2 separate regions of the Homo sapiens genome follow, and region 2 is linked to region 1. Evidence: chromatin loops called from intact Hi-C (ENCODE). Cell type or tissue: chondrocyte. All regions are shown on one strand. Links, peaks and the distances in the headings refer to the core of each region. The heading gives the core; the rest is flanking DNA.

What was found. A loop is a pair of places that touch in the nucleus more often than their neighbours do. Peaks named below come from ENCODE experiments on the same cell type or tissue, not always from the same donor. Only the 100,000 strongest peaks of a DNase experiment are listed, where the experiment ranks them.
Region 2: it touches region 1 in a loop (4-fold over the local background); 3 of 110 quality-filtered maps call a loop at or near these places.

What each region holds. Positions count from the first base shown.
Region 1 is chr4:173,006,072-173,021,630 of GRCh38, reverse strand. GALNTL6 (polypeptide N-acetylgalactosaminyltransferase like 6) reads right to left here. Exons shown (of 13, transcript NM_001034845.3): 11 at 12,337-12,453; 12 at 6-155. Among named protein-coding and RNA genes, the nearest start is that of GALNT7, 150 kb to the left of the region's middle. In chondrocyte, for the core only: a CTCF peak has its summit at 7,992 (motif pointing left); no DNase peak of the experiment used is centred there.
Region 2 is chr4:173,353,790-173,369,348 of GRCh38, reverse strand. The region is part of intron 2 of SAP30-DT (SAP30 divergent transcript); the gene reads left to right. Among named protein-coding and RNA genes, the nearest start is that of SAP30-DT, 9.1 kb to the left of the region's middle. RefSeq lists an enhancer at 1,640-1,709. In chondrocyte, for the core only: CTCF peaks have their summits at 8,341 and 8,543 (motif pointing right); no DNase peak of the experiment used is centred there.

The DNA of each region.
Region 1 (15,559 bases), core at 4,399-12,398:
CTTACCTTCCGGTATCCCCAGAGCTGGTTCCCCTTCATGCCATGACAGTCATAGAGTGTAACGGGGCTGTTGTGTGAGATCGCATCAAAGCAGAATTTCCGGGTATGCAGTGGCTCACCGGGTCGAATATCTTCTCTCCATCCAAAGGTAAAAAGCTAGCAAAGCAACAGTAGCAGAAAAGCTGCAGTGAGTTTGTTTTGGAGAGAAGATGCAAGGGCGGGGGAAGGTATGTCTTTTAGCAATGTAGAACTCCTGCTTTGTGATCTGCCAAAAAGAGCTAAGTCTCAGCCTAACAGAGGTGTTGGAAAAGGCACGTGTCATAAAGTGCTGTAGCAGTAACAGCTGCACTTTTGGTCCAGGCTGCCAAAAAACACAAATGAAGAGTTTCCAATCAGGTACCAGAGAAAATACAGAGGATGGTAGAAAAAGAGATGCAGGGAGGGGCATGGAAGAAGGAGATTGAAGGAGAACGAGTAAGAGGACAGAGGGAGGAAAGACAGAGGGGAGAGGGATGAGGGTCAGAGAGAGAAATAAAGTCTTTTTTTGTTTGTTTGTTTTCAGACAGAGTCTCACCCTGTCTCCCAGGCTGGAGTGCAGTGGTGCGATCTCGGCTCACTGCATCCTCCACCTCCCAGGTTCAAGCGATTCTCCTGCCTCAGCCTCCCGAGTAGCTGGGATTACAGGCGCACGCCACCACGCCTGGCTAATTTTTGTATTTTTAGTAGAGACGGGGTTTCACCATGTTGGCTAGGCTAGTCTCAAACTCCTGACCTCAGGTGATTTGCCCGCCTTGGCTTCCCAAAGTGCTGGGATTACAGGCATGAGCCACTGTGCCTGGCCAGAAAGTCCTTAATAACACTCTACGGTCTTTATTTAGCTAAAATGTTACTGGAACAAATCCTACACAGTTTGCCCAAATTTGCAGATTAGCTAAAGAGACAAAGAGTAGAGATGAGCCGAATTGATGCTAGCACCTTGAAAAACCTAATGTAAAGGAAAGCTAAGCTTGATGAAGTGAAGAATGGGCCAATTAATTTCCCTAGGGTTGGTAAGAGTAATTCTGCAGGGCAATGTAGAAAGTTTTAGACTGTAACTCACAGTAAGAAATGCAGCTCATGCACACACACACAGAGACCTCCCTTGATTCCAATAGAAACAGAAGTTTCATGAAATGATATTTACCTTTACTGAGTTTAATTGACTCTGATATTCCATCCAACACATTCCTATCCTAGTCCAGCCTCTCCAATTCTATTATGTATCCCATTCTATTATATTATCCCATTCTATCATATTATACCATTCTATTATATCCATCCCATTCTATTATATTAAAAATGTGACTTATGCACTAAGTTGGCTTTACAATGTATTAACAAGCAAACAAGCCACACACCTGTAGGGGAAGAGCATTTGCTTGAGTTATTTGAACTGTACAACAAATAAGGGTATTTGAAAGGTACAGTAGGAGAAATCCTTAAGTGTGAAAATGGACTAGATGAGCCCTGTGATTGCTCCCAATTCTAAAATCCCAGGAAGGTTATGTAATTCTTACAATAGGACTTACGGCAGGCTGGCTGTGTGAAGCCAAACTGTGAATTGCAAAATAAAAAAGAGCTGTCAGGGAAACCCTGTGGATATAAAAGAAAGCACAATGCTGAGCTGTATGCAGATAATACACTATGCACTGACCAGGCCCTCAGTATATTTCAGCTGTTAGGTTCCACCTAGGAAAGGAAATGTAGAGAACCTGGCAAAATTCCAGGGATGGCTAACAAAGATAGTTAAGTGGTGAGGAATCTGAAGACAAATACAAAGAACTGGGTTAAGTGGTCTCAAGAAATGACCTAAACGAGCATGTGAACAGCGACCTTCTCAATCATGGCCACTGCGTACTCTGTTACCCTGGAAGACAGGATAAAAGAGAAGATTTCATATAGAAGAACAAGGGGTTTTTAGAATAGACATTTGAAATAAATTCATGAAGATGAATTGTGTAGTCTTTTTTCCTAGAGTTTTTAAAGTATAATTGTGGACTGAGACATTTTTAGATTCATTTAAATCCTGCAGAGAAGAATGGCTTCTCAAGGAAATGTCTATTCAGATTTTGATCACTCTCTTCTATTCAGAACTCACTGCTCTCTTGGATTTTGAAGCACTGTGCACCTCTGTTGTCCTATAACTGTCTCACCACCCTCTCTTTCATGCATCTCTCCACTGCAGGTGTTGCTCAGGGTTCTCTCTTGGACCCTGTCCTTGCACCTCCCCTGGTTGGTCTTTTACACTCTCATTTCAACTCTCACCAGTATGCCGGTCACTCATCATCCATCTTATGTCCAGTTCCTTGCAGAATTTCCCAGCTGCATGTCCCATGGACATCTCAGATCCAGCATGTTCTAAATGCAATTGATTTTCTTCTCTTCTGCCTTGTTCCTGCCCCTCTATTTTGGTTTAATTGGTGGTCATGTCATGCACTTTATCAACCTTGGAGTCTTTAACTCCTTTGTCTCCCTTACCATCCTCATCTAATCAATGACCAAGTCTTACCATTTTTGTTTTATAAACATTTCTGGAATTTGTTCATTCCCTTCTATGCCCACAACCATTGCTCTCAATAGCTCTTGCAATGATCTCCAAACTGGCTTTTTTGGTTACCACACATCTGCCTTCCTCAGCCTCCAAGGAAGTCTGTTGGAAAGGCCTGTGTGGCCTTGTTCCCTCTCAATCTAAAATCTCACAACCTTTTCACATAACCCCTAGAGAATAAAGTTCAAACTCTTTGACCTCTTAGGAACGCTCCACAATCTGGCCTTTGCTGTTCTTTCCACCTACATTCCTTTCCTTCAAGTTTATGTTCCAGCAATGCTAAAACCTCTGTAGTTCTCACACAAACCAGGCTGTGTATTTCCTTCTGTGCCGTGTTCACGTAAATCCCTCTGGTTGGAAAACAGACATTCACTAGCCAACCTAGGTAATGCTCATCTGTCATGTAAGATTCAGTTCAAGTGTCCACTCATCCAGGAAGCCATCCTCTTTGAACTGCTTACTCCTTTCCATCCCTTACCTATTTCATCATGATTGTCCACTTATGTTTCTCTATCCCTCCCTAGACAGTGAGATCCTTAGTTGCAGGGCTTGGAGCATTTTTACCTTTGTGTTTCCAGCACCCAGAACAATTTATGACACACAATAGATCCTCAATTAAATTTCTATTGAATAAATAAAACCCACAATTATCTGTTATTATATGTTAACTATCAAAATTAATGAATCTCTTTTTAGTCTCTCAAATGAGTTTGTGCTGTTTAATTACAACAATAGCAAATGATAATGCTTATATTTTGAATTTTCAACTTTGATGACTCTGGATTCAGTTACCTATCATTGGAATAGAAATTAATAGAAATTTCCTGGCGAATAAACCTGCCATTGGCTTTGATTAAATCTTTATTTTATTTAAATAGCACATTTCCCTTGTACTATAGGCAGTCCAACCAATGCAGGAACAAGTGGTCTTGATTGATTTATTTCCCTCTCTGTCTCCATCTCTCTGTCTTTGGTTTTTATACACTCAGAAGGCCAGAGCTTAAAGGGAATGTAATCACTACCTAGTACAGTCCCTCATGAGTCAGTTAGGGAAAATCAGGCCTGCAGAAAATGAGTGTCTTGCTTCTGTCACACCTCAAAAGTCCTCCCTTCTTTGGTAGATGGCCTTTTCATACATTTTACTAAATGCATCAGTTAAGTCCAAAAGAATACCTGTGTTACAGCAAACACTGGCAAATCTGTCTGTTGGGCAACTTTATTCACCTATTGTCACAATTATATCTGAGGGCATCCTTAGGTGACCTCTGTTTCTTGTTTCTGCGTATTGTAGTGCCATGATCATGCTTACATTTGTAGCCTGATGGTTAGCTTGTCATTTTCACAGTGTTTTATGTATTATTATTATTACCTGTTGATTACTTTCCTGCATCCAAGGTGATACATCTTCAGATTATATCAATTACTTTATTCTTCTACACCTACGATTAGCTCATTTTTTTCTCTCTTAGGTCTTTGAAATACTTCTTATTGCCATTTATCTTATCTCAGTGGCCATGTCAAACCAATCAGGCATTGAGTCTTTTCATTGGCACATTTTCCTGTCTGCAAGCTTGTCAAAGCAGAAACAGACATTATGAAATTATATTCATTGAATTATATTCATTGTTTGCTTTGGGTAATGTCATTGTGACATTTATAGTTTGTCTTCACCCTTGGCCTGCTCTTATTGACAGAAGAATGTAGATTTTCTTCAGGTTTCCTGTACAATAACCCTTGATTTCTTTTCAACCTTAAATTCCTCAGTGTTAAAGTAAGTTGATGTTAATTTCTCTGCTTTCTTCTTTTGAATGATCCTTTAAAACATAGATTTACAATGTATATTAGTCCATTCTCATGCTGCTAATAAAGACATACCCAAGACTGGGTAATTTATAAAAGAAAGAGGTTTAATTGACTCACAGCTCAGCATGGCTGGGGAGGCCTCAGGAAACTTACAATCATGGTAGAAGATAAAGCAAACACATCCTCCTTCACATGGTGACAGCAAGGAGCAGTGCCAAGCAAAAGGGGGAAAAGCCCCTTATAAAGCCATCAGATCTCATGAGAACTCACTCACTGTCATGAGAACAACATGAGGGTAACCACCCCCATGATCAAATTACCTCCCACTGGGTCCCTCCCACAACATGTGGGGATTATGGGAACTACAATTCAAGATGAGATTTGGGTGGAGACACAGCCAAACCATATCATTCTGCCCCTGGCCCCTTCCAAATCTCATGTCCTCACATTTCAAAACACAATCATGCCCTTCCAATAGTCCCCCAAAGTCTTAACTCATTCCAACATTAACTCAAAAGTCTAAGTCCAAAGTCTCATCTGAGACAAGGCAAGTACCCTCCGCCTATGAGCCTGTAAAATCAAATGCAAGTTGGTTATTCCTAGATACAATGTGGGTACAGGCATTGGGTAAACACAGCCATTCCATATGGGAGAAATTGGCCAAAACATAGGGACTAAAGGCCCCATGCAAGTCCAAAATCCAGTGGGGCAGTCATTAAACCTTAAAGTTCCAAAATGATCTCCTTTGACTCCATGTCTCACATCCAGGTTATGCTGATGCAAGAAGTGGGCTTCCATGGCCTTGGACAGCTCTGCCCCTGTGGCTTTACAGGTTTCAGCCCCCTCCCAGCTGCTTTCGCAGGCTGGCATTGAGTGCCTGTGGCTTTTTCAGGTGCATGGTGCAAGCTGTCAGTGGGTCTACCATACTGGGGTCTGGAGGATGGTGGCCCTCTTCTCCCAGATCCACTAGGTAGTGCCCCAGTGGGGACTCTGTGTAGGGGCTCCAACCCCACATTTCCCTTCTGCACTACCCTAGCAGAGGTTCTCCAAGAGGATCCCACCACTATAGCACACCTCTGCCCGGACAGCCAGGCATTTCCATACATCCTCTGAAATCTAGGTGGAGGTTCCCCAAGCTTAATTATTGACTTCTGTGCACCTGCAGGCCCAACACTACATGGAAGGTGCTAAGGCTTGGGGCTTGCACCCTCTGAATCAATGGCCTGAGCTGTACCTTGGCACCTTTTAGCCATGCTGGAGCTGAAGCAGCTGGGACACGGCACCGTGTCCTGAGGCCACACAGAGCAGGGGGCCCTGGGCCTGGCCCAAGAAACCATTTTTGACTCCTAGACCTCTGGGTCTGTGATGGGAGGGGCTGCTGTGAAGGTCTGTGATTTGCTCTGGAGACATATTCCCTATTGTCTTGGTGATTAACATTTGGCTGCTCATTAATTATGCAAATTTCTGTAGCAGGCTGGAATTTATCTCCAGAAATTTTTTTTTCTATCTCATCGTTAGGCTGCAAATTTTCCAAATTTTGTGCTCTGCTTCCTCCTGAATGCTTTGCTACTTAGAGATTTCTTCTGCCACATACCCTAAATCATCACTCTCAAGTTCAAAGTTCCACAGATCTCTAGGGCAGGGGCAAAATGCCACCAGTCTCTTTGCATAACAAGAGTGACTTTTACTCCAGTTCCCAACAAGTTCTTCATCTCCATCTGAGACCACCTCAGCCTGGACTTCATTGTCCTTATCATTATCAGCATTTTGGTCAAAGTAATTTAACAAGTCTCTAGGAAGTTCCAAACTTTCCTGCATTTTCCTGTCTTCTGAGCCCTCCAAATCTCTAGCAAGTTCCAAACTTTCTCACATTTTCCTTTCTTCTTCTGAGCCCTCCAAACTGTTCCAACCTCTGTCTGTTACCCAGTTCCACAGTTGCTGCCACATTTTCAGGTATCCTTATAGCAGCACCCTACCCTACCAGTATCAATTTACTGTATTAGTCTGTTCTCATGCTGCTAATAAAGACATACCTGAGACTGAGTAAATTATAAATGAGAGATGTTTAATTCATTCACATTTCAGCATGGCTGGGAAGGCCTCAGGAAACTTACAATCATGGCAGAAGAGGAAGCAAACACATCCATCGTCACATGGCGGCAGCAAGGAGCAGTGCCAAACAAAAGGGGGAAAAGCGCCTTATAGAACCATCAGATCTTATGAGAACTCAGTCACTATCAGGAAAACAGCATGAAGGTAACTGCCCTCATGATTAAATTACCTCCCACTGGGTCCCTCCCATGACACATGGGGATTATGCGAACTACAATTCAAGATGAGATTTGGGGACACAGCCAAACCATATCACAATGTTAACTCTTATTTCTTTGCTTTAATATTAATGTGATATGTGTCATGTTGCCTGGGTCCGTTTGTATTATATGAATAAGGTCACTGGATTTGGTACTGCCAATACACTTATCTCTTGCTCTTGCTACCTGACTTGAGACAGCAGAAAATATTTTTCTCTGTCTGGATTGTGATGTTTTATTTCATTGTTATGAGGTTTGCAGAAACCTGAGATACAGCATGTTTCTCCTTGCAGTTTGCACCCATCAGTTCGCTCTGTCTTGATAATGAGACTCTTTTTTCCCAAAGAGAGAAAAAAGAAAGGAAAAAAATCTGTCCCCTGGATGCACACATTTGCTTGCTTCTGTCTTTGTGAACCTTCCCCTAGGCCCTGGAGAGGGAGCCAGTGTTTGCTTCCTCGGGAGGACGAAAGCTGGGCTGCAACACTTGCTCCCCAGCATGACATCAGAGCCTGCTGCTGGGCCTGCAGAGTGGGAACAGCCAAACTAGACCAAGGGGGTTCCTCCCCGCCACTCCTCTCCCTTGGACTCAATGGGAGCTGGGGAATGTTCTTTCCAGACCTTATAGTCTTATTAGGATCTATTTTTGTTTTTCTTTCTTGATCCCTAAAGGAAGCATAATGCTACCATGATATCAAACAGCTATGCAGATTGCCCTGGCAAAATGAATCATACATTTGCTTCCTTCACAGAAACCACGTTAGTCACCACCAGTGTTCTGCAGCAGAAGGCATTTTCTTATACAGGTCCTTCAATGGACTCTTTTTTATTTCCCATGTAACAATTTTGTTTTTTCCTTTTTTTAATTTTTGCCACTTTTTTTTTTGGAAAAAAACGGATTATTTCAACTCTAATAAGTCTCCTTTTGTGTTTTTTGAATGTTTTTGAATTAAAAAGAAAATCCATAATTGTCATGTTCCGATATGCCTTCCTCATGCAGGAATTTTAATCTAAATGTAGAAGAGTGCTTCCTAATTCTTGTAAGTCACTGAGTGATATATTGAATAAAGCTTACAGTTAATTACTGGTGAATGAAACAGCTTGTAATGTTTTAACCTCCAAGTCAATATATGGCAATATTTCAAACATGATGCATTTTCCACCACTTATCAACCTTATTTAATCCTACTGTAGCTTCATTTTTAGGATCTCTAGAGACAGGAAATCTTTTTAAAGAGCTGTATTAACTGGTCTTTCTGTTCTGCCTATGTAGTTTTCTGCTTGTCTAGTGCTGCCCTCTGGTGACCATTTCTTGAATTACGGGCCATAGATTTTTGCATTTTAGCCTGGGGGTGGGAGGTGGGGAGTTGGGGGACGTGGGGGGTGCGGGGAGTGAACCAGCAATTTTTAAAGTGTATGCAATATCGTTGCCTTTGTTTATATCCATGTTCCGCTGTCAAATAAAATCTGCAGGCCAGAGAAGATTTCATTCTAGAGCATTACTGGATAGAAATACTAAGCCCAGTTCAGACATTAAGGCCTGCTTTATATTCACCAGCTGGCCATGTGTGTTTCTTAGTTGGGTTGAATAGAGATGGTAGAGAGGAATTTAGCCCAAGAAATGAAGCTTTTCCTTATGGTTTCCTCCTTTTTCTTTTTAAAAAAGTTCTTTTCCACTCTAGATGCCAGCCTTACCGATAGCTTCTAAAGCCTTCTCTCTTGCTCCCAGGCTGAAGTCAGAATTGCTTGTTGGAGTTAACAGTCCAACACCATTCCTCAGGTCCCCAGTAACATCCCCATGGAGCTTATAGAAACAGACAGAGGAAGGAGGAGGCAAATAACTTTTCACTGATATTTGATTCCTATCAATAAATCTGGGAGTCACAGAGCCTTCTATAAACCCCTCTGGATATATGTATATAATCAGCCACCACGCCTGGCTGATTTTTGTATTTTTAGTAGAGACGGGGTTTCAAAATGTTAGCCAGGCTGGTCTCGAACTCCTGACCTCAAGTGAGCCACCCGCCTCAGCCTCCCAAAGTGCTGGGATTATAGGCGCGAGTCACCGTGCCCAGCCATGCAGGGCGCATTTGAGTGAATAATAACTAGTATTTGCTGACTATGCTGGGAACAGATAAATGAAGCCAAAGTCCCAGCTGCCTTGGACCTGAGAGAGGTTTCTAATTTGGTATTAGCATAAAGGGATTTGTGAGTGTTTGAGAGAAGGAAGGCAGGAGGGAGAGGATATTACTCTGCACCTGCTGCATGTGCAAGATGCTGCCCCAAGATTTATTCTCCTAACCACCCTGTCCAAGATGGAAGAACTATGGCCTAGAAAGATTTCACAACTTCACAAGGCCACATGGTTTAAACTAAAATCCAGGTTGGCCTGGCTACAAGGCCCACAGTCCTCCTAGAATACCATGAGGCTGTGGGGAGAGGGTTCAAAGATTGGATCAGTGGTTAGGGGAGAGGCACTGTTGATGGACTGAACATCTCTGGATTGTATTGTGGACTTGTTCTGTGGCTGTTTTCCTCGCATCATGATGCTCTGCATTGTAATGCGTGGTAGAGGGCAGGGAGGGGCAGTGAGGTGGGGCGAGGGAGGTGAATCTCAACACATCTGGACAACTCTTTAACATCCTGCGCTGGGCATGGTGGACCTTTTCTAGTTTAATGTACAAGATGGGCACCAGAGGAATCTGGCTATAGGAGGCAGTAACGCCTTACTGGGAACTGCTTGCTTGCTTTTTTGCTTTTCATAAGAGATGAGTGTGATGAGTACATAAATATCTGCTATGATATTTTCTATAGCTTTCTATTGAAATATTTCTTAATTTAAAATTAAAACAGTGAAAAGGGTTAGGTGAGCTTGGTGGTATGCACCTGTGGTCTGAGCTACTCAGGCTGCTGAGGCAAGAGGATCGCTTGAGCCCAGGAGTTTGAGGCTGCAGTGAGCTTTGATCACATCACTGCACTCCAGCCTGGGTGACAGAGCAAGACCCCATCTCTAAAATACAAGAAACGAAAACGCTAAAAGAGAGCAAAGGCAATTTTGCCCACTATCTTTTCCCTTTCACAGGTGACACAGTATCAGGGAAGCTGCTTGCAAGGACTTTCAAATTTCTAAGAGGGTTAGAAATCACATCTCACTTAAACTGAGTTGCAATGAAATGTTTTTCAATTAAAAGCAATTAAGTCTTACACAGAACAGAATAGAGAACCCAAAAACAAATCCACACACCTACAGTCAACTCATTTTTGACAAAGGTACCAAGAACGTACACTGGGGAAAAGACAGTCTCTTTAATAAATGGTGCTGGGAAAACTGGATATCCACATGCAGAAGCCTGTAATCCCAGCTACTCTGGAGAGTAGATTGACCCCATCTCTTGTCATGTACAAAAATCAAATTAAAATGGATTAAAGACTTAAATCTAAGACCTCAAACTATACAACTACTACAAGAAAACATTGAGGAAACTCTCCAGGACATTGGTCTGGGCAAAATGTCTTGAGTAATACCCCCCAAGCACAGGCAGCCAAAGCAAAAATAGACAAATTGGATCACATCAAACTAAAAAGCTTCTGCACGGCAAAGGAAACAATCAACACAGTGAAGAGACAACCCACAGAATGGGAGAAAATATTTGCAAAATACCCATCTGACAAGGGATTAATAACTGTAATAGATAAGGAGCTCAAACAACTCTATGTAAAAAACCTAATAATTTGATTAAAAATTGGCAGAAGATTTTAATAGATATTTCTCAAAAGAAGACATACAAATGGCAAACTGGCATATGAAAAGATGCCCAAGATTATCGATCATCAAAGAAATGCAGATCAAAACTACAATGAGTTATCATCTCACCCCAGTTGAAATGGCTTTTATCCAAAAGATAGGCAATAACAAATGCTGTTGAGGATACGGAGAAATGGGAAAACTTTTACATTGTTGGCAGGAATGTAACTTAGTACAGGTACTATGGAGAACAGTTTGGAGGTTCCTCAAAAAACTAAAAATTGGCTGGGCGTGGTGGCTTATGCCTGTAATCCCAGCACTTTGGGAGGCCAAGGTGGGCAGATCATGAGGTCAGGAGATCGAGACCATTCTGGCCAACATGGTGAACCCCTGTCTCTACTAAAAAAAAAAAAAAAAATACAAAAATTAGCTGGGCATGGTGGTGTGTGCCTGTAATCCCAGCTTCTCGGGAGGCTGAGGAAGGAGAATCGTTTGAACCAGGGAGTCGGAGGTTGTAGTGAGCCGAGATTGCGCCACTGCACTCCAGCCTGGTGACAGAGCGAGACTCCGTTTAAAAACAAAACAAAACAAAACAAAAAAAACAACAAAAAAAACACACTAAAAATTGAGCTATCATGTGATCCAGCAATACCACTGCTGGGTGTATACCCAAAAGAAAGGAAATCAGTATATCGAGGAGACACCTGCACTCCCATGTTTGATGCAGCACTGTTCACAATGGCCAAAATTTGGAGGCAACCTAAGTGTCCATCAATAGATGAATGAATAAAGAAAATGTGGTACCTATGCATAATGGAGTACTATTCAGCCATAAAGAAGAACGAGATCCTGTCATTTGCAACAACATGGATGGAACTGGAGGTCATTATGTTAAGTGAAATAAGCCAGGTATGGAAAGACAAACATTGCATATTTTCACTTATTTGTGGGATCTAAAAATCAAAACAATTGAACCCATGGAGATGATAGTAGAAGGATGGTTACCAGAGGCTGGCAAGGGTAGTGGGAGGGTGTGAGGTGGGGAGTGGGAGGTGGGGATGCTAAATGGGTACAAAAAATAGAAAGAATGAAAAAGACCTAGTATTTGATAGCACAACACGGTGACTATAGTCAATAATAAGTTAATTGTACATTTCAAAATAAGTAAAATAATATAATTGGATTGTTTGTAACACAAAGGATAAATGCTTGAGGGGATGGACACCATTTTACATGATGTGATTGTTATGCATTGCATGACTGTATCAAAACATTTCATGTACCCCATATATACACCTACTATGTGCCCCCAAAAATAGAAAAAAGCAAACAAAACAAAAATCAATAAAAGCAATACATAGCCTTAAAGTATTTCCTGAAGTCCATGTTGGGGTGCTGTTGCTTACATCCTTCACATGTAAGATTAAAAACTACTACAACAACAGGAGGCCCATGTAAAGTGATCTGTTCATGGTCAGGGGAAAAGCAAGTTTAAGATGACATCACAAACACAGAACAGCAGAGTCATTAAAACCATGAAATTTAGTTGGAAGTGTTCCAAAGCACTCTACAGGCTTCCTCTGTTAAACTACCATTCTGGGAAAAGAAGTAAGACTAGGGTCGCAATCCACATTTCTCCCATCCTTTCTCATATTTAGAGGATAATTGTGTACATTATCTGAACTGATCATCACAACTGCTCTGAGAAGAAACATAAACAGAGACATTAAGTGATTCACTGAACTGCAGAGCTGGTTGGTGATACAGCGGCCTCACTCCAGGTCCCACAAGTACCATCTGCACCATTCGGAGATTTGTTCCAGCTGCATCCCTCTGTGTCTGCATCAGCCCCCGACTGGTTCCCACTGCCCTGGCTTCTGGGAGGTGACTCACCTGTTCATGAGACCATGTTCTTTCAGAACCATCCTTGACACAGATGTCCAGCCTCAGCTCTGTTCCGGTGGCTCCATGCTTGCTGTCCACACAGAGATTTGCTGCCACATTTCGGATCTGTGGAAAGAAGAAAGAATTTTGAGTGTGGGGCTATGTCGTATTTTATCATTGGCTCCTAACAACCATGGTGTAGATTAAGTAAGACATAGATTATCTTTTTGGTTACATGCATATTGAATGAGACCTTGAATTTGTATGCAATTTATGGAGAAAAATCAAGGAATTAAATGTAACATTGAAGCCATCTTCACAGGCTTAACAAGAATTCTGGAAAGAAATATAGTTATAATTCAATATTAATCAGTCTGTACTTTGACCCACTTCCTTGTAACTGAAAGTCTGTAGCACTAGACACTGACTATTTGCATCTCCATTGTTCCTATACATAGGATTTCTGATGTTAGAATCATAAGGTTTTTGCTTAAGAATTGCTTAAGCAGATATTGAATTCCAGTGGAACAGCTGACTGCAGCCAGTTTAAAGACCCTCACAGAGGAAATGGATCAACATGAGAATATTGTTTCTTCATCTCCCTGTCCCATGACCTTATGCTGCTCTCTGTGACCAATCAATGATTTCCTAACTTCAGCCTACTCCAAAACCCTTAAAAATCCTAGCCCCAAACTCCTTGGGGAGACAGATTTGAGGTTTCCTCCCGTCTCCTCATTTAGCGGCCCTATAATTAAACTCTTTCTCTGCTGCAACCTCATATCTTGGTGTATTGACTTGCTGTACACATCAGGCAACAGGCCTATTATGGTTAAAACATGGTCTACTCGACATGCTAAAGAACATGGGATGGTTAAACAGCCAAACTGCAGCTGGTTGGGGCAAAGAATGTGTTGATAATGCAACATAGGCAGTAGCCTAGAGTTTATGACTTCAGTAAAATGGGAGACTTTTCTTTTCAGATAGTGCTTAATTTGGAATTTATTATCTTCCTGCTTCAAAGCACCTTCTACCACTATCATGCTAGCGGGAGAGAGATCCAATATGAGGCGGATGTTGCAGTTATAGGATGTGATGGAGGCGAGTGAACCACTTAGCCCTGCATGGTTCTGTGCGGAACATGGTGACCTTTGGCTTCAGTTTGGCTACAATGGTCTTGGTCTACACCTATTGTCATAGTTTAGCATTGCTTTTGGATGATAAATTAAATGTCACTCTAGAGTATTAGCAAAATAGGAAAGACAGTGTTATTGCTGAAATACTGTAATGGATAAAGATTCTCTACATAAAGCCTGACCTTTGAAAATTTGCAGAGTGGAAAAAAGGATAATTCTTTACAATTATGTTAGCACTGATATAAGGAACTCAATACTTAGAGGTGGGAAAAGAGTGGTGATAAAAAGTGTCAAAAGCTGAAACAGCAACAGAAGTAGAGTCTGGGCAGAGACATGTCCTTTTGTCATATCTTGTTTTTTTTTTTGAGACCAAGTTTCACTCTGTCACCCAGGCTGGAGTGCAGTGGCGCAATCTCGGCTCACTGCAACCTCCACCTCCCAGGTTCAAGCAATTATCCTACCTCAGCCTCCTGAATAGCTGGGATTACAGGCGTGTGCCACCACGCCAAGCTAATTTTGGTATTTTTATAGAGATGGGGTTTCACCATGTTGGCCAGGCTGGTCTTGAACTCCCGACCTCACTTGATCCACCTGCCTCGGCCTCCCAAAGTGTTGGGATTACAGGTGTGAGCCACCACGCCTGGCCCTTCCATCATATCTTCCTGCTTGAAGGTTTCGCCAATCTTCCTGATAGTGTCAGAAGCACAGCCTGTAGCAGAGATGGATATTCTTGATAGTTTGCTATTTAGGTGTGTATGCTTACAGAAAGTCAATGATCTTAATCCTTTTTAAGCCCTTATATAGTCCTGGATTATGATAATACCTTCAGGTCCTTATAAGAATGGAAACAAAACCAGGATGGGCCCAACTGATGATTTAACCAAGGTTCTTTTGCCTGGATGAGTAGATAAGGAAAGGAGTCTCTGCAACAGAAGAATACCCACCTGGGCCTGTTCCTGCTGGGGTGGGCAATGAGGCAGAGAGGAGGTTTTTATGAAATATACGGAGTATCATGAAAGGAATAAATAATGCTGGGACAGAATGGTGGTGGTGGAAAGAGTAGTTCATATTTCATTTATTCTAGGAGTAGAGGTTGGGGATGCCAGTCAGGAGGGAATCAATGTGGTGGGTACTAATCTCCTTATTCAATAGGGACTTAGGCAACAGGTTGGCTTCATCTGCTACTGCTGGGGCTCTGCTTTCAGGATCTCTGTCCCTGATGACAAGGTAATGTGAAATAATGCAGAGTACAGGGGAACAGTTCTTAACCTGGTTTTGCCTACAGATTTCTCTGAGAATCCAAGGAAAGTGGTGGACATTTTTGAAACAAACAAACAAAACTATAAGTGGATATGTCCAAGCACTTTCAAGTTGGTTTTCCTGGAACCCATCGACTCCAGATTTGAACCCTGAATTAGGGAAAATGCCTGCCCTGACCCCTTGGGAACTAGTTGCATTCCTTCTCTCAGTGTAGGAGATCTAGAAAGACAGGGAATGAACTTGGCTGGTTGTCAGAAGGCACCTGATTTGCTCTCATTTCTTTTACCTTTACTACACCTTCCTTGAAATAAGTACCAGGGAGGAACTTCTCTCTAGAATTTGTGAAGCCAAGCTTAAAATACACGTTTTGTAAAATCAATTTCCTGATGTGTGATGGAGTTTCTCTAGTGAAATAGAAACACCCAGAAGGTCAAAGGTAGATTTTGCTATTGCTGTCTTGAGCCTGGCACACTCTGTAAATCTCCTATTTGATCTCCTTATCTGAGTGCAGCGTGTTGGTTTTCTAAAGCTGTCTATAACCTGAAAGCTACCTGACAGAACTCTGAGCAGGCCTTTCTTTTCATTCTTGGGCCATTTAACTCACAGACACACTCTTCTTAGAGAACCAGTATCAGTTTATACTGAAGACAACTTCAAGGCACTATTTTTCTCTCTACTTGAGTCCAGGAGCTCTGAACACATTTGGGAAGAAAAAGCAGCTGCTTGCAGGTTCATGGCCAGTGGGTCCCAGGGGAGAAGCTTACTCTCCTATGTCGGCTGGCATTTGAACTCACATGTGGAGCAGCTCTGCTCCTGGAAAAGGAGGATGTGGGGGAGAA
Region 2 (15,559 bases), core at 3,963-11,962, 350 kb before region 1:
AAGATGATGACTGATAAGTACATTGTGTACCTCCTTAAGCTGTGCTGTCCAGTAGGCTGTCCTCTAGCCATATGTGGCTACTCAGCACTTGAAATGTGGTTGAGACGGAAAAACTGAATCGTTAATTGAATTTGAATTAAACAAAAACCAAAAACCTGATGCTCGATTCAATTGTTGGAATACTTTTAAGTGTGTTTGCAACAACTCAGATATATGAATCTGTTTTTCCAACTTAAATTTTATGAACTCTAACTTTAGCATATGAATTGAGATGTGCTGTAAGTATATATCAGCTGGACTTTTTTTTTATTTCTGGACTTACTACAAGAAATTTTCAAAAAGAATATTGAAGTGCACATTAAAAATTTTTATATATGTTTAAATGTTTTGGATGTAATGGGTTAAACAAAATATTACAATAAATTGTACCTGTTGCATTAGATAACACTGGCTTAAAGTATTACAACACAGTAGGGCGTGGTGGCTCACGCCTGTAATCCCAGCACTTTGGGAGGCCGAGGAGGGTGGATCATCTGAAGTCAGGAGTTCGAGACCAGCCTGGCCAACATGGTGAAACTCCGTCTCTATTAAAAATACAAAAATTAGGCAGGCATGGTGACACAAGCCTGGGGTTCCAGCTACTTGGGAGGCTGAGGGAGGAGAATTGCTTGAACCCAGGAGGCAGAGGTTGCAGTGACCTGAGATTGCACCACTGCACTCCAGCCTGAGCAACAGAGCGAGACCCTGTCTCAAAAAAAAAAAAAAATTACAACACAGAATAATTATATATTTATGGATACATGTTATATATTTATGGATACATTTTCTTAAGTGGTAAAAATGAGAATATATGGATGGGATGATACATCCCAACTTCAGGGTGATGCTCATCTCCAACGAAGGAGGCCAAGGAATTTGTATATGGTGTCAGAGTAAACATAAAATATAAAGAGATGAATTTCTAAATTTAATGGTTTTTTGGGGAAGCAAGAATTGCAGTTCAGGACATACACACAGACTGAGTGGTCTTTAGTATGTCAGAAGAACAAAGAGAAGGTCGAGAGTTTTATTAGAAAGAGAAATGTTGCTACTGTTTTGAAAGAAGGTTCATTGGCACTATAGTAAAGTTTTGGGAAGCTGGCAAGCTCTGATTGGTGAGTGAGAGTGGTAGATAAAACCAGTCTTAGTCATAGGAGATTGTTTCAGCAACTACTCGGTAAAACTGGTCTTAGAGTTACTGCAGGCCGTTTCAGCAGCTGGGTTGTAAAAAACTTAATTCTTAATGCTAGAGCTGTGTGCCCTGATTGCTTTCTCCCCTGGTCCCTCGATTCTGATTTAGTTGGGTATGACAAGAATGATCCAGATTGTATGATCAATTTTCACACTGGGAATGGCTTAAAGATGGTTTCTTCTGAATTTTAAAGTTTTTATTTATTAAAAATATCTGAAACATGACAGTGGGATGTTGAATTTTCATATTTTTCTTTGTACATTTATGTGTTTTTAAAATAGTTCATGAAATTCATATTGTTTGGTTCTTGTGCTTAAAAAAGCTTATATCTTCTGCAAAATGTGACCAAATCATGTAAATTCAGTAGGAAAAAGAAAGATGCTTACTGATAAGTACTTTGTGAATCTCCTTAAGCTGTGCATGTATGTATATGTATAGTTATCAGTTTCATATGAAGCTTACTCAAGTAAAGAACTGTAGCTATGGCTCCTTTACACACAATACAATGGTTGTAAAAAGATCCTATTAAACAGTCACTTGTTGCATGCTAGAATCTTTTTCTAGGCCCTGGAGGCACAAAAATAATTGAGAGGGTCCTAGCTATTTGGGAGCTTCTTGTCTAGTAGGGCAGACAGGTAGCTTAACAAGCACATAATACAAACCTCAATAACAATAGAGAGAAAGTACAGGCATAGCACATAGGAGGAAATGATTCATTTCTGGCAAGTTGAAAAGATTGCTGGAGTAGGGGACATGTTAATTCTCACTGCCAGATTTAAAGTGTATCTTGAGTGAATCTATTTGTTTAGATACATTTTTACAACCATGTTTTGTTACTTATTTCTACAAATCTTCATATTTAGGGCAGGTATAAGAACTCTTTGATTTGAGTGTAACTCACAGTCAAGGTTGGAATCAGGTTTTAGGGGGGCTTCAAGATTATATAATCTGAAAGGTCTTTTTAAAGAAGTATGTAAAATTATGAATGCAAAATTAAAATTAGGTACAGGACTTCATAAGGGTCTATCCAAGTGAGGGACTCTGAAGTTTGAATCCTTTAGCTTCACAGTAAATCTACCTCAGAGTAGACTAGGTAAAAAATATAGATCTATGAAACCTTAATTATAGGGGGGTTGTTCATATCAACAAAAATGCTCTTTGCTTTCTAAAATGGTTCAAAATATGATTCTTAAAAAAGTATGTATCCGTGCCTGTCTTCCCTATAGGCTTTTAACATGATTGCATTTTTCTGGCTTTACTTTAAAATAAGCAACTAAATAATTTTATTTAATTTACAAAAACATATAAATTGGCCAATAATCCCAACATGACCACAGTAGAAAATTCAAATAATACAAAAAGGTTCATATGAAAAACAAAAGCCTGTTTTACCTCATCTCCTCAAATCCCTGTCCCTTGAAGCAACCAGTGTTAACAGATTATTGTTTCCTTCTAGAAAAAAGTATGCATTTACTAGTATATACATCTCTATATGTGAATAATTCTATATTTTACAGCAAAAGTTCATTCCGTTTTACACCACCTTTCCTTTATCTAGTTTTAAACTCAGCCATCATACAGAAAATTGTATAAAGCATGAATGTCCAGTTTAAGCAGTGCTGTGGTTTCAGTGTTTGTGTGTGTCCCCTCCCAAATTCATTGTGAAACTCAATCCCCAATGCAACAGTACTAAGAGGTGGGGCTTTTAGGAGGTGGTGAGGCCACCCTCATGAATGTGATTAGCGCCTTATGAAAGGGATAGAGGGGGCGAGTTTACCCCTTCCATCTCTTCCACCATGTGAGGATGCAGCAAGAGGCACCATCTTGGAAGCACAGAGCAGCCTCCACCAGACACCAAGATCAAATCTTGATCTTGAACTTCTCAGCCTCCAGAACCTTGAGAAAATAAATTTCTGGTTTTTATAAATTACTGAGTCTCAACTATTTTGTTATGGCGGCACAAATGAACGGAGACAAGCAGTTATGGTAAAATGCACATCCGTATAACTGCTACCCAGGTCAGGAAAGAGAACATTGCTGAAAGGGCCAGCTTCAGGGACTTGCAGTGGCACAGGACCCCAAGCTCAGAAGCCAACATGCTCCACTCTCCTCCTCCTTCCTGCTTGACATTTAATGCCCTGCAATCACCATCATGTAATTCTCAATAATTTTATCTTTGAATTTGTGTTTTATCAGTGAAGTATCAATGGGACAATGCATTGATTCAGGCAACATGGGCCTCCTGCCACCTCCCTTCCTCCCCAGAATGAGTTCTGGCTGCTCACTCTCTCCACTCCACCCCACCCCACCCTCTGCTCTGGCAGAGGCTGAGCAGGAGGTACGGTGCAGGAAGTGTCTGGCTGAGGTGCAGGATCCTCCCCATTTCCTCTGAACCAGGAGTCAGGCCCCTAGCTCCTTTGGGTCAGTTTTCCACCTGTGCCCAAGGGAGTGCCACATTAAATAGCAAATAAGAAAACACCATGTGAGGAGAAAGAGAGGGAGGGAGAGAAAAAAGATGTTTGTTCTGGACACCACAAATTATGTAGATGGCCCTGATTGACAACATGCCAGAAAGCCATCACCTGCCACTTCTTCATCATAAATCCCATCTCCCAGCTAGCAGGAGTAGCTATCTTGACTTTTATGGTATTTGTTACCTCGTTTTTCATTACAGTTTTGCCACATAGTTCTTCAACTTTTTTTTTCAGTTTTGCTGTTTTTGAACTTTATATAAGTGGACTCATATACTTTATATTCTGTTTTCTTTGGGTTCATTTACTCTGTTTTTCAAAGGTCTACTTTTATGTAGTTTAATTCTTTCTCTTCATTATGGTATGAATAAACTACAATATATCCATTCTATTGTTGATAGACATATGGATTGTTTCCCGTTTAGGGCTATTAAAAGAATGTTGCCATGAACATTCTTATTCTTGTACATGTATCCTGATACATACGTGACTGCAGGTCAGTAAGATATATATGTTGTTAAGTTGGAGTGAGAACTTCCAGCTCCTTGCTTACATATGTAAACAGAATTGCTGAGTTTTAAGGTAGGCGTAGATTCAACTTTACTAGATATTTCCAAACTTTTACACTTCCTTAAGCAATATATGAGAGTTCTGTATCTTTGCCTACCATTTGATATTGTACTTTCTAAAAAAGATCAAGTAGGTATGTATGGTATCTAATTGTGATTTTAATTTGAACATTCTTAGTTACTAATGAGATTATATATTAATTGGTCTTTTGGATTTCTCGTTTGGAAGTTCCTAGTTAGGTCTTTTGCCTATTTTTCTATTGGGATTGTGTCTTTTTCTGTTGATTTGTAGTAGTTATTCATGTTTTCTGAATAACAGCCTTTTCACAATTTTACATATTGCACACATCTTTGCCTACTTCATAATTTGCCTTTTGACTCTGCAGTGGCAACTTTTGTTTAAAGTCTTTTAATGAGGAAAAAATATATCTATCTTTTCTTTTCTGACTGATGATTTTTGTGACTTAAGTAAGTTCCTTATCCCCAAATCATGAAGATATTTTTCTACATTATCTTCTAACAGCTTCATTGTATTGCCTTTCTCATTTAAGATTATGATTGATTTTTGTGCACAGTGGTTGAGGTACAATTTTATTTTGTATATGCTACCCATTTGACCAAGTACCATTCACTGGAAAATCTATCCATATTCCATTCTTTTACAGTGTCACCTTTGTCATAAATCAAGTTGTATGTATGTAGGTCTGTTTCTGAAGCCTAGTCTTTCCATTGTACTTTGCCAATTCCACAGTCTTAATTATAAAAGTCGTTCAGAAAAATTTTGATAACCTAGAAGTATAGATCTTCTACCTTATTTTTTTTTCGTCAAAACACAGACTTGGTTATTCTTGACCCTTTGTATTTCCTTATACATTTTAGAATCAGCTTAAGTTCCAGAAAAAAGAAAAACCAACCAAATGAACAATAAGACAACAACAACAACAACAAAAAAGGCCTTTTGGGATTTTGGATGATATTGCATCAAATCCATACATTAACCTGAGAGACGAGCGACTTCTTCAACATTGAGCCTTCCAATCATGATTTTCAATTCATTTAGGTCTTCTGTAATGTTTCTTAATATAATTGTATTTGTTGCTATGCAGAAGTTTCACTGATCTTTTATTATATCTCTATATATATTTGATATTTCTGACACTATTGTAAATAGTATCTTTTTAATATTTCATTTTCCTTTTTTGTTGCTTAAATATATATAAAATAAGCTAATTTTCCAAACTAATTTTTATATCCAGCAACCCTGCTAAAATTTCTTATCCAATAAAAATATAAATGTATTTGTGTTTGGGTTTCAATGCATTCAATCATACCATTTTCAAATCGTTGAGTTTTCCTTCATTTTTTATTCCCTTTTTTCTTGTGCTACTACAGGTTCAGGACTCTAGAACAACATTATAAAAGAGGTGTTAGCAGGCAAAAATGTCTCATTTCCAGTTTCAAAAGAAAGGCTTTTCATGTTTCGCTATTATGTATCATGTCTGATACAGATTTTTTTGTTTTTCATCTAAATTTTTATACCATTTATATGTTCATAACAACCTCATGTTTTTAAGGTGTGCAAGATCTGACCCAGTGTCCCTATCTTCATCATCAATTATTAGTGCCTTCTCTCTTTTGTTAATCAGTCTCACCAGTGTTCTATCAATTTTATTAGGCTTTTCAGAGGACCTGAATTTTGTACATAGTTTTTATTGTATTTTTTTCTATTTCAATTATTCTATTTTCTTTATTATTTCTTTCTACTTTCTATTTTGCTGTTCTTTTACTAACTTCTTTACAAATATGTACATTAAAAGCTACAGATTTCTCCATCAATATTGTTTTAACTGCATCACACAAGTCTTGATATGTATTATTACCATTGAATTTAAAACATCATCTAATTTTCCTATCATTTTTTTGATGCATAGATTTAGAAGTATGTTTCTTTTTTTTTCTTTTTTCTTTTTTTTTTTTTTGAAATAGAGTCTCACTCTGTTGCCCAGGCAAGAGTGCAGTGGCTCTATCACTACTCATGACAGCGTCAACCTCCCCAGGCTCAGGTGATTCTCCCACCTCAGCCTCCCAAATAGCTGGGACTACAAGTGCAGACTACCATGCTCAGCTAATTTGTTTTTTGTGTGTTTTTTATAGAGACAAGGTTTCTCCATGTTGCTCGGGCTGGTCTCCAACTCCTGGACCCAAGCCATCTGCCAGCCTCCCAAAGTGTTGGCATTACAGGTGTGAACCATGGCACCCAGCCTAGAAGTAGGTTTCTTATTTCCAAACATATGCAAATAATGTGATTATCCTTTTCTTATTGATTTCGAACACATATAAATTGTCACTTTAGAACTCTGTATGATTTAAATCCTTTAAAATTTATTGAGGGTTTCTTTTAACTTATCTTCCAGTCACTCATTATCTCTTTAGGTGTCCCTAACCTGCTCTAAAATTCACCCGTAGTCTTTGTACTTTTAGTTATTACATTTTTTAGTTTTATAATTCCTATCTGGTTCTTTTTAAAACCTTGAATGTCACTTTTTTATGATTTCTAGTTCCTGGACAAAATTTATATGCTTGACTTTTTCTTTCATGAACATAGTAAGCATAGTAGTTTTTAGACTTTGTTATTAAGTCTGTTTCTTTTGTCTATTGTTTCTCCTGGTGGCTGTCTCATGCTTACTCTTCCTGCATCCATTAATTTTGATTGTTTGCAGTTCATTTAATTGGAAAAACTGATTTAATATAAACAATTTGAAGCACTGGATGATGTAATGTTCCTATAGAGAGGCGCTTCTTTTCCTTCCATTGGGTGCTAAAGGGTGCCAGTAGTCCTGAATCAATGCTTGAGGATTTCTGAGCCAACCAGATCATTCTAGTCCCTCTCCCCACTTTTGGCCTAGGCTTCCCAGGGTTCTATCCCAGAGTAGGAGGTGTTTCACTAGGGTTACCACCATCAAGGTATACTGGATTCCAACCCTACATCAAAGTGACTGCCACACGCTCAGCTCTTCCTCTTACTTCCTATTTTAAGTCACTTGGTTATAACTAGTACAGTATATAGTAAAATAACATCTGCATTCTGATACTATTCATAGTCTTAACATTTTGCTCAGCATATCTCTGTGGCTTTTACCTTGATTTTGTTCTCATGAGAGAGTGAGGCATAAAAAAGATGGAGATGTAGTTCCCAGGTAATGCTGGAACTTGCTCTGGGTACAAAATTATTTGTGACTGACTAGCAAAATAGAATGTTAGTAATTTTTAAAAAGAAACTGAACGTAGATTAAAATCTCCAGAACTAAAATGAGAATTATTATAGCATTCTCTCACCCATAATCCACCTAGATTGGAATACGTTCTCAAACACTTCTGTACAGTGTTCCAGTTACTTGGGTTCAGGAGAAACATTTTGACTAACAATCTTCTTTTTAGTATACCAGAATAAAACGTTGAAAGCACCTCACTGAGGTGCTTTCATTTTAATTAAAGAAAAAAATCTACACTATATGCTGCAAATGACTTTATATAAAAACTGCTTTGGGATATTACCTTCTATAGTTATAGCCTTGGTGTCATTGCAGATGGGAACATCTACATAACTGACTCTAAGTGGGCTACTGACAACTATAACATTCTTCTTCATTATCTGAAGCCAATAATCAGAGTACTTCCCTAGAATTTCTTCATATTTTTTGAAAACATGGAACAGAAATGAATTATATTAGCATTCTAAAAGAATATGAGGTCTGCTTAGTTTTGAAAGTTTTCATTTCTTCTCCTGAAATCTATCCAGAGCAACCAAGAAAATGAAAATAAATTCATAGAAACTGAACTTTCAGCAAATAGCTAAGAAAACTCCAAAACTCCAAAATTAAATGTGAATGCTGCAATAGGCAACTGAGGACAGCAAGCCCACATAGGAAATCAAGACAATATGGGAAAGTACTGGAAGTGGGGAAGGAGTTTAGTGGTGGCTGTACCCTAAAAACAAGGCTGCGACTGAATAGGCTCCAAACATTGGGAAGGGAGAGAGAGAAGGACAGAAGCTGCCCAATCAGAGATTGCAGACCTTAGAAAGCACCAGTAAAATAACTTCTAAAAGCAGTATCATCATCTTAGAAGGCAATATCTGTGTCCCTGCAGCCTGTGAATAAATCAGGAAGCCCAGGACTGTGTGTAGAAGCTCTTTGGAACCAGGTTCAGTTCTGAGAGGCAGAGTAGGTGTTCACAGAGTTTAAGAAAAGAGTCGTCTTCTATAGCAACAGAAGAGGGAGCCCTCGAGAGATGAATTTTATAATGCTATCCTAATCTTTCTTTTCACCTCCTGTTAGTAGTCCAGGAAAATTTCACTAATTTAAATTCAAAGATTATGAAAGTCATATGCAGAACATCTATTCAAAATTATAATAAAAAAACTGTGAAACGGAGTAGCACGATTTTCCTGCAGAAGATGAAAATTTACCAGAAAATGGTTGTCATAAAACAAATGAAATTTATAACTCAACATTCCAACGTGAATTTGAAAAACTTAAGGAAGCAATCACAGGTATGAAGTAAAATCATGAAAAGTAATATATTTGACTCAGCAGGGAGTCAGACAATAGGTTATTAATACCTACTTTTATAGGAATATATTCAGAGAATTGATTATTTTGGTATTTTAGAAGTGCGTAGCAAAGAATTAACCTTACCCAAAAAGAAGTCTGGCCTTTGTCCTTGTATCCTAGGAGGTGATCTCTAGGAAGAGTGGCTTTGTTTACCTGGGAGCCTTTAGCTACACTGGATGGTGTAAGAATGTGATTTATGATGTGGTCTTTGGGCCATGAGATAGCCAGTCTACCTCCAGAGGGGCTGCAGACTAAAATTTCCTGGACTCTGCTCTATGCACCAATTCCCTTGGAATCAGCATCCTTTTTTCCCCCTTTTACACACACACACACACACACACACACACACACGCACACACAAATTTTAAAAAGATGGAGTCCATGTTGCCCAGGCTGGTCTTGAACTGCTGGCCTCAAGTGATCCTCCTGCCTTGGCCTCCCAAAGTGCTGGAATTACAGATGTGAGCCACTGTGTCCAGCCAGTATGCTTTTGTTGTAATAAACCATAACTGTGAATATAATAGTTATCAGTGAGTTCTCTCGGTCCTTCAAGTAAATTACCAGACTTAAGGGTAGTCCTGGTGTGTCCAGAATTTATTCCTTCTGGTGGGTTCTTGGTCTCACTGACTTCAAGAATGAAGCTGCAGACCCTCGTGGTGAGTGTTACAGTTCTTAAAGATGGTGTGTCCGGAGTTTGTTCCTTCAGATGTTCAGATGTGTCCAGAGTTTCTTCCTTCCGGTGGGCTTGTGGTCTCGCTGACTTAAGGAGTGAAGCCACAGACCTTTGCAGTGAGTGTTACAGCTCTTAAAGGTGGTACGTCCAGAGTTGTTCGTTCCTCCTGGTGGGTTCGTGGTCTCACTGACTTCAGGAATGAAGCCACAGACACTCGCAGTGAGTGTTACAGCTCATAAAGGTGGTGTGGACCCAAAGAGTGAGCAGCAGCAAGATTTATTGTCAAGAGCGAAAGAACAAAGCTTCCATGGAAGGGGACCTAAGCAGGTTGCCGCTGCTGGCTCAGGTGGCCAGCTTTTATTCCCTTATGTGGCCCTGCCCACGTCCCGCTGATTGGTGCGTTTTTACAGAGTGCTGATTGGTGCACTTACAAAACCTTTAGCTAAACACAGACGTTGATTGGTGTGTTTTTTACAAAGTGCTGATTGGTGCGTTTACAAACCTTTAGCTAGACACAGAGCGCTGATTTGTGCATTTACAACCCTTTAGCTAGGCAGAAAAGTTCTCCAAGTCCCCACCTGACCCAGAAGCCCAGACAGATTCACCTCTCACTGGGAACCCTGAACTCTTAAGTTGGGGTCAGAAGTGAAGGTGATCTCTTGTGGATTGCTCCCCTAACTTTGAAGGAAACTTTTGAAGTTTTGCTACAAAATATGTAATCAGATTTTATAAGTATTGCTTGTTTATAAGGTATATTTTGGGTTTGTACACAACAGACCCCATTGAGTAGATATGTGGACTACTATTTGTGTGTTTCTGATAATTTTTCTTGTAAAACCAATAATCCTTGCTACATTTATTTTAATGCCATGTTATCTTTAATATGGAAGATACATTTGATCCATGAAAAGACCTGTTTTCCCTGTGTGTGGTTTTTTTTAAGAATGAATGTGTATTAAAGACATTGTTCTAATAAGTAAAAAGACAAAATAATTATGTCCATTTTTGCCATTGGTACCTAAAATTTACAATTTAGTCTGACTAAAAGAAATGTCACCCTTATGCTCTGCAACAGTGACTTTAGGATATAGATGTAATGAGAAATTAATTTTCTTTAATTATTTTTCTCTTCCTATCTTATGTTTAGTCACTTCAGCCACTCTCGATGTCTTCTCTTCCATTAAACCCCACTGCCCTTCCTTCCCATCTGCCTGGTGAAACTTACCCCAGTTCAATCCAATCTTAGTTGACTGCCCCCTCCTCCAGTGCTTCATGCAGGTCCTTCTCCCCATCCCTAGCTAGTTTTGAATCCTCAATACTTTCTCTGACCTCCCATTCCACCAACCATCCCCTCATTTTCACCAAAGACCAACCTGCTATTAAACAAAGAAAATTGAAGCTAACAGTCCGCAATTCCTTGGTGGCCTCATGCCTACCAACAAAATGGTCTGCATTCTCACAGATCTTTGCCTCTTCAGTGGAAGAGGGAGGAATCCTTTTATTTGTTTTCTGGATTTCATTACCTCTCATCTCTCTAGGTTTTTTGTTCCATTAATTATTCTCCCATTCTCCTATATTTTCAGTCTCTTCCTGCAAGCTACACATTGCTCAAGTTTCTCCCATATTAAAACAAACCCCGTGTGTAAGCCATTACCCTCCCTTAACTCTAAGAGGCACTCTAGATATTTACATAAGCCCTTGGATTCCCTTAATAGTCAAGCTGCTTAGAAGGCTAATCTATACCTATTTTCACTTGTTTACCTTGAATTACTTCCCACGCTTAAGACTCTTCTTCCATCCTCTCCCTTCCTGCATTGCTTACCATCATCTACAGGATAAAGTCTGAGCCCTTTATAAATTGGCCTTGTACTAGCTCTATAGTCTCTAGCCTCTTTGCTACCACTCCTCACCTTGCATTTTACTTATACATCACTGAGCCATCCAGATCACACAACACTCTTTAAAGTATCTCTGCTTTTGCACATGCTCTTTCCTCCTTCCGCAATCATGTTTTTCACTTACACCATACACACTCTATTTGTCCTTCAAACCCTAATCTGGGATCACCTTTTCTTCTGAAAGCACCCTCTTAGAAATTTGAGGGAAACATATAAATAGTACTAGCACTCCTCATCTGAGTTTCGAACCAATTTTTATGTAAGACCAAAGAGTATGGCAGGTGGAGAACCATCTCATTTCCTTTATTGCTAATAAAGCTGATGCTGGGGAATGCAGCTCCCCTCTTTATGCAATAATAATGAACCTTGAAAATAGGCAGACTACCACTAAATCATAGGGAGAGCTGGAAAGCCACAGGCCACCTCTCTTTTGTGCTGTGGCACAAAAGTAAGCAGAACATGTGCAGTATGGGAGGGCAGGCTAACTCCCCAAGGAGAGAGGAGGAGACTGGAAGAGGAATGCCAGTTTTCTTTCCAAATTCACCAATCAATAATCCTACTTCTTTAGGGCAGGAGTGGGTAGGGAAACTGAGTAAGACAAAGAAGAATTTCCCCACCTCTACTTGCCATTCTGAAGATTTTCTTCTATAAGCCCACTATGCTTAAATACTAAGCCTAGAGTCCTCCCAGAATGTGGTTATCCTCTTTGGGAGCTCAGCAGTTGACCAAGATAATTTTGCTCCCACTTTCAGAAGTCAGCTCCTTCCTCAATCCTAATCTCCACTCTTTTGTGAACAAAGTATATGGTGTAGCTCTGTTCCCCGGAAGGCTCTGAAATGGATCAAAACAAGACATTACTTGGATCAATTTCAAGGACACTTGATGCTCAAGGCTGAAAATTATTCTATTTCCTACTTCAAGTTATATCTAGTCATGTTGTACACCATAGTAAGCAGAGAGTCTTTAATGACTTCAAATTAAAACATAAAGATATTCTGAGAATAAAATGTATAAAATCATTTCAATGACAAAATACTAACAATACACAGATCTATCACATTTAAATACAAACCACCTCCCATTGTCAAATTCCTAAGGAAAAATTAAAGTGCAACAGTTAAATCCCCTGCAATCAAGCCCCGATCTTTTAAGAGGCAGCTCCCCTAACTGCCCTTACAAAATCAATCTATGCCCTGAGAAACTCTCAGTGGTTTCCCAGATCCTGATTCCTTTTGAGGAGCTGTTCTAATCTGCCCCTTGAAATCTTGTCTCTCTTCTTCTGTTAGATTTATTTGGGCCTCAATCATTTTTCTGATGTAATAACCGTAAAGACATTTTCCCATGTTCTAGTGCGTTCTTTGAGGACATTTAGACACAGGTGCATCTCCATTTCTCTTTTATATGTGTCCATCTTGGACTTTAAGATCTTATTTCCATTTCACATCTTTCTTGTCTTTCCTTCCAAAAGCTCTCTTCCCAAAAGGTAGATGTTCTCTTAAGAAAACCTTTTTCTTCCTCAAGTGCAACCAGCCTGCCAACCTTTATTTTGTTTTTATTCTGTTATTCCTGTTCTGAAAAAAAGACTGAAGCACACTTTTCAAGCCACCCTAGCTTCTATATTATTTCTTTTTTATTTTATCTTATTTTTTTAGAGACGTGGTCTTTTTTTTTTTTTTTTTTTGAGATGGACTCTCGCTCTGTCACCCAGGCTGGAGTGCACTGGCGCGATCTCAGCTCACTGCATCTCTGCCTCCCGGGTTCAAGCAATTCTCCTGCCTCAGCCTCCCGAGTAGCTGGGACTACAGGCGCTCACCACCACGCCTGGCTAATTTTTGTATTTTTAGTAGAGATGGGGTTTCACCATATTGGCCAGGCTGGTCTTGAACTCATGACCTTGTGATCTGCCCACCTCAGCCTCCCAAAGTGTTAGGATTACAGGCGTGAGCCACTGTGCCCAGCCTAGAGACAAGGTCTTGCTCTGTCACCTAAGCTGGAGTACAGTGGTGATAATAGCTCACTGTAGCCTTGAACTCCTGGGCTCAAGCAATCCTCTCTCTTCAGCTTCCTGAGTAGCTGAGACTACAGGTGTGCACCAACACACCTGGCTAATACATACATATATATATATATATATATATATATATATATATTTTTTTTTTTTTTTTTTTTTTTTTGGGGGGGTCAGGGGGAAATGGGGTCTTGCTGTGACCGGGGTATGGCATCCTTGATTTCTTGAACACACTTGATTCCTAAAGCCAATTTTCAGAGCACAATATTTTAAATTGCTTTAAATTTAAATTGCAGTAATTTCATCAAGCTGTTTCTCTATTCCAACCCCAAAAGAGGGTGTAGCCTTTATAATAAGAATTCCCATTATTTGATAATAAAAATACATTACCCTTCTATGAATGAAGCTACTATTTGAGTATAACATGACAGATAAAGCCATGGTCAGAACATATGAGATTAACAAATTAAAATCAACCTGATAGGGAGTGACCCTCAAGAGCTTGTGAGCAATCCACATGAATCCAAGAGGTTTGTACAGTACTTACATAGTTTCCTCCTTTGGTCCTATAGGTAGACAAAAACAGTATACAAATGGATAGGATTTGGCTTATCCACACTGTCCAACTAGGCCTAGCAGTAACAATTTAAAGCTAAAATATTAGTGCTTTGTAACATACATGAAACTTGGGTATAGGATGAGTCTTGCCCTGTAGACCTAGTTGAAAAATGTAGTATAAGCAGCAAATAATTGATCTGCCTCTCATGTCTCTTTTGCCTATGATCGTATCTTTTTAAAATTAGGGCTCGCACATGCTACAGAAATCTGTTGGTTTTGTAGGGGCTCCACACGAGTGAGCTAAGGTGCTGCTGTCTGCTCTCTGAGGATTGTGTCTGCTAAGGTCCTCCTTGCCTTCTATTTACTAAGGTCTCTGACGTCTTTGTAGGTTTGTGGAGCCTAGTCTGATCTATGAAGCAGGGGTTTTGCTTACTTAGGCCAGTCAGTAAGGCCCATCTGTATTTTCCAGCATTTTTTTTTTTTAGACAAGGTCTCGCTCTGTTGCCCAGGCTAGAGTGCAGTGGCATGACCACAGCTCGCTGCAGCCTCCTAGGCTCAAATGATTCTCCCACCTCAGCCTCCCAAGTAATTGGGACTACAGGAGCAAACCACCATACCTGGCTAATTTTTTAAAAAAATGTTTTATAGTGATGGAGTCTTACTGTGTTGCCAGGCTGGTCTCAAACTCCTGGGCTCAAGTTATCCTCCCACCTCAGCCTCCCAAAGTGCTGGGACTACAGGTGTGTGCCACTACGCCCAGCCTCATCTGCTTTTTAGAGGCTGTTTGCTGAGATTCATGCATGTTTGCTTAGGGCTAGCAGGGCCCTTTAAAAACAGCTATTTGTCTATTATTATAAATTTTAGTAGTCCACCAAAGTGAATGAATTCATAAGACCTAAGATTTAAAGACACTCACAGACAGCACAGCACAGCAGCAAACTGTGTAACTGTAAAAAATCTGTCAGGTTGCAGAATAGAAGCCTCAAAGACCAAGGTCAAGAATTCACATGGTTTGTGCTCACAAAAGCACCATAAAAATTTAAAGCTACTTATACAGCTGACTCTAAAAGTCTCAGTCCCTCTGTGTGTTTGATCTCCCATCCACCTCCTTTTTGTTGTCTTATTTCTTGATGATTTTGGCTAATGCACCAGATGTTATGACCATACAGAAGCTCATTAAATAATATGAAGCAATTGAGAAATAAGACCAAAGACATCACATATAGAGAATAAACATCCCCTCTATTACTGATGAAATAAATAATAGAGAATTGACTTATTCAGCAGGCAAGTGAACTTCCTAATACTAAACCCCAGGATTAGAGAAATTAATCTTTCAACCAAAGGCCATACTCACACTGAACTTTGAAAAATAACGCATGGATGAAGGGAACAGAATGTGTGATTCCTGAAGGCAGCTTGCTCCTAAGAGAAAAGGGAAAAAAAAATGGCTGGACTATATATATCCAATTTATTTTCCCGAACTCGTTACTTGATCATTCACTCCAACTCCCTTGTGAGCTGTTACAAAAATTGCT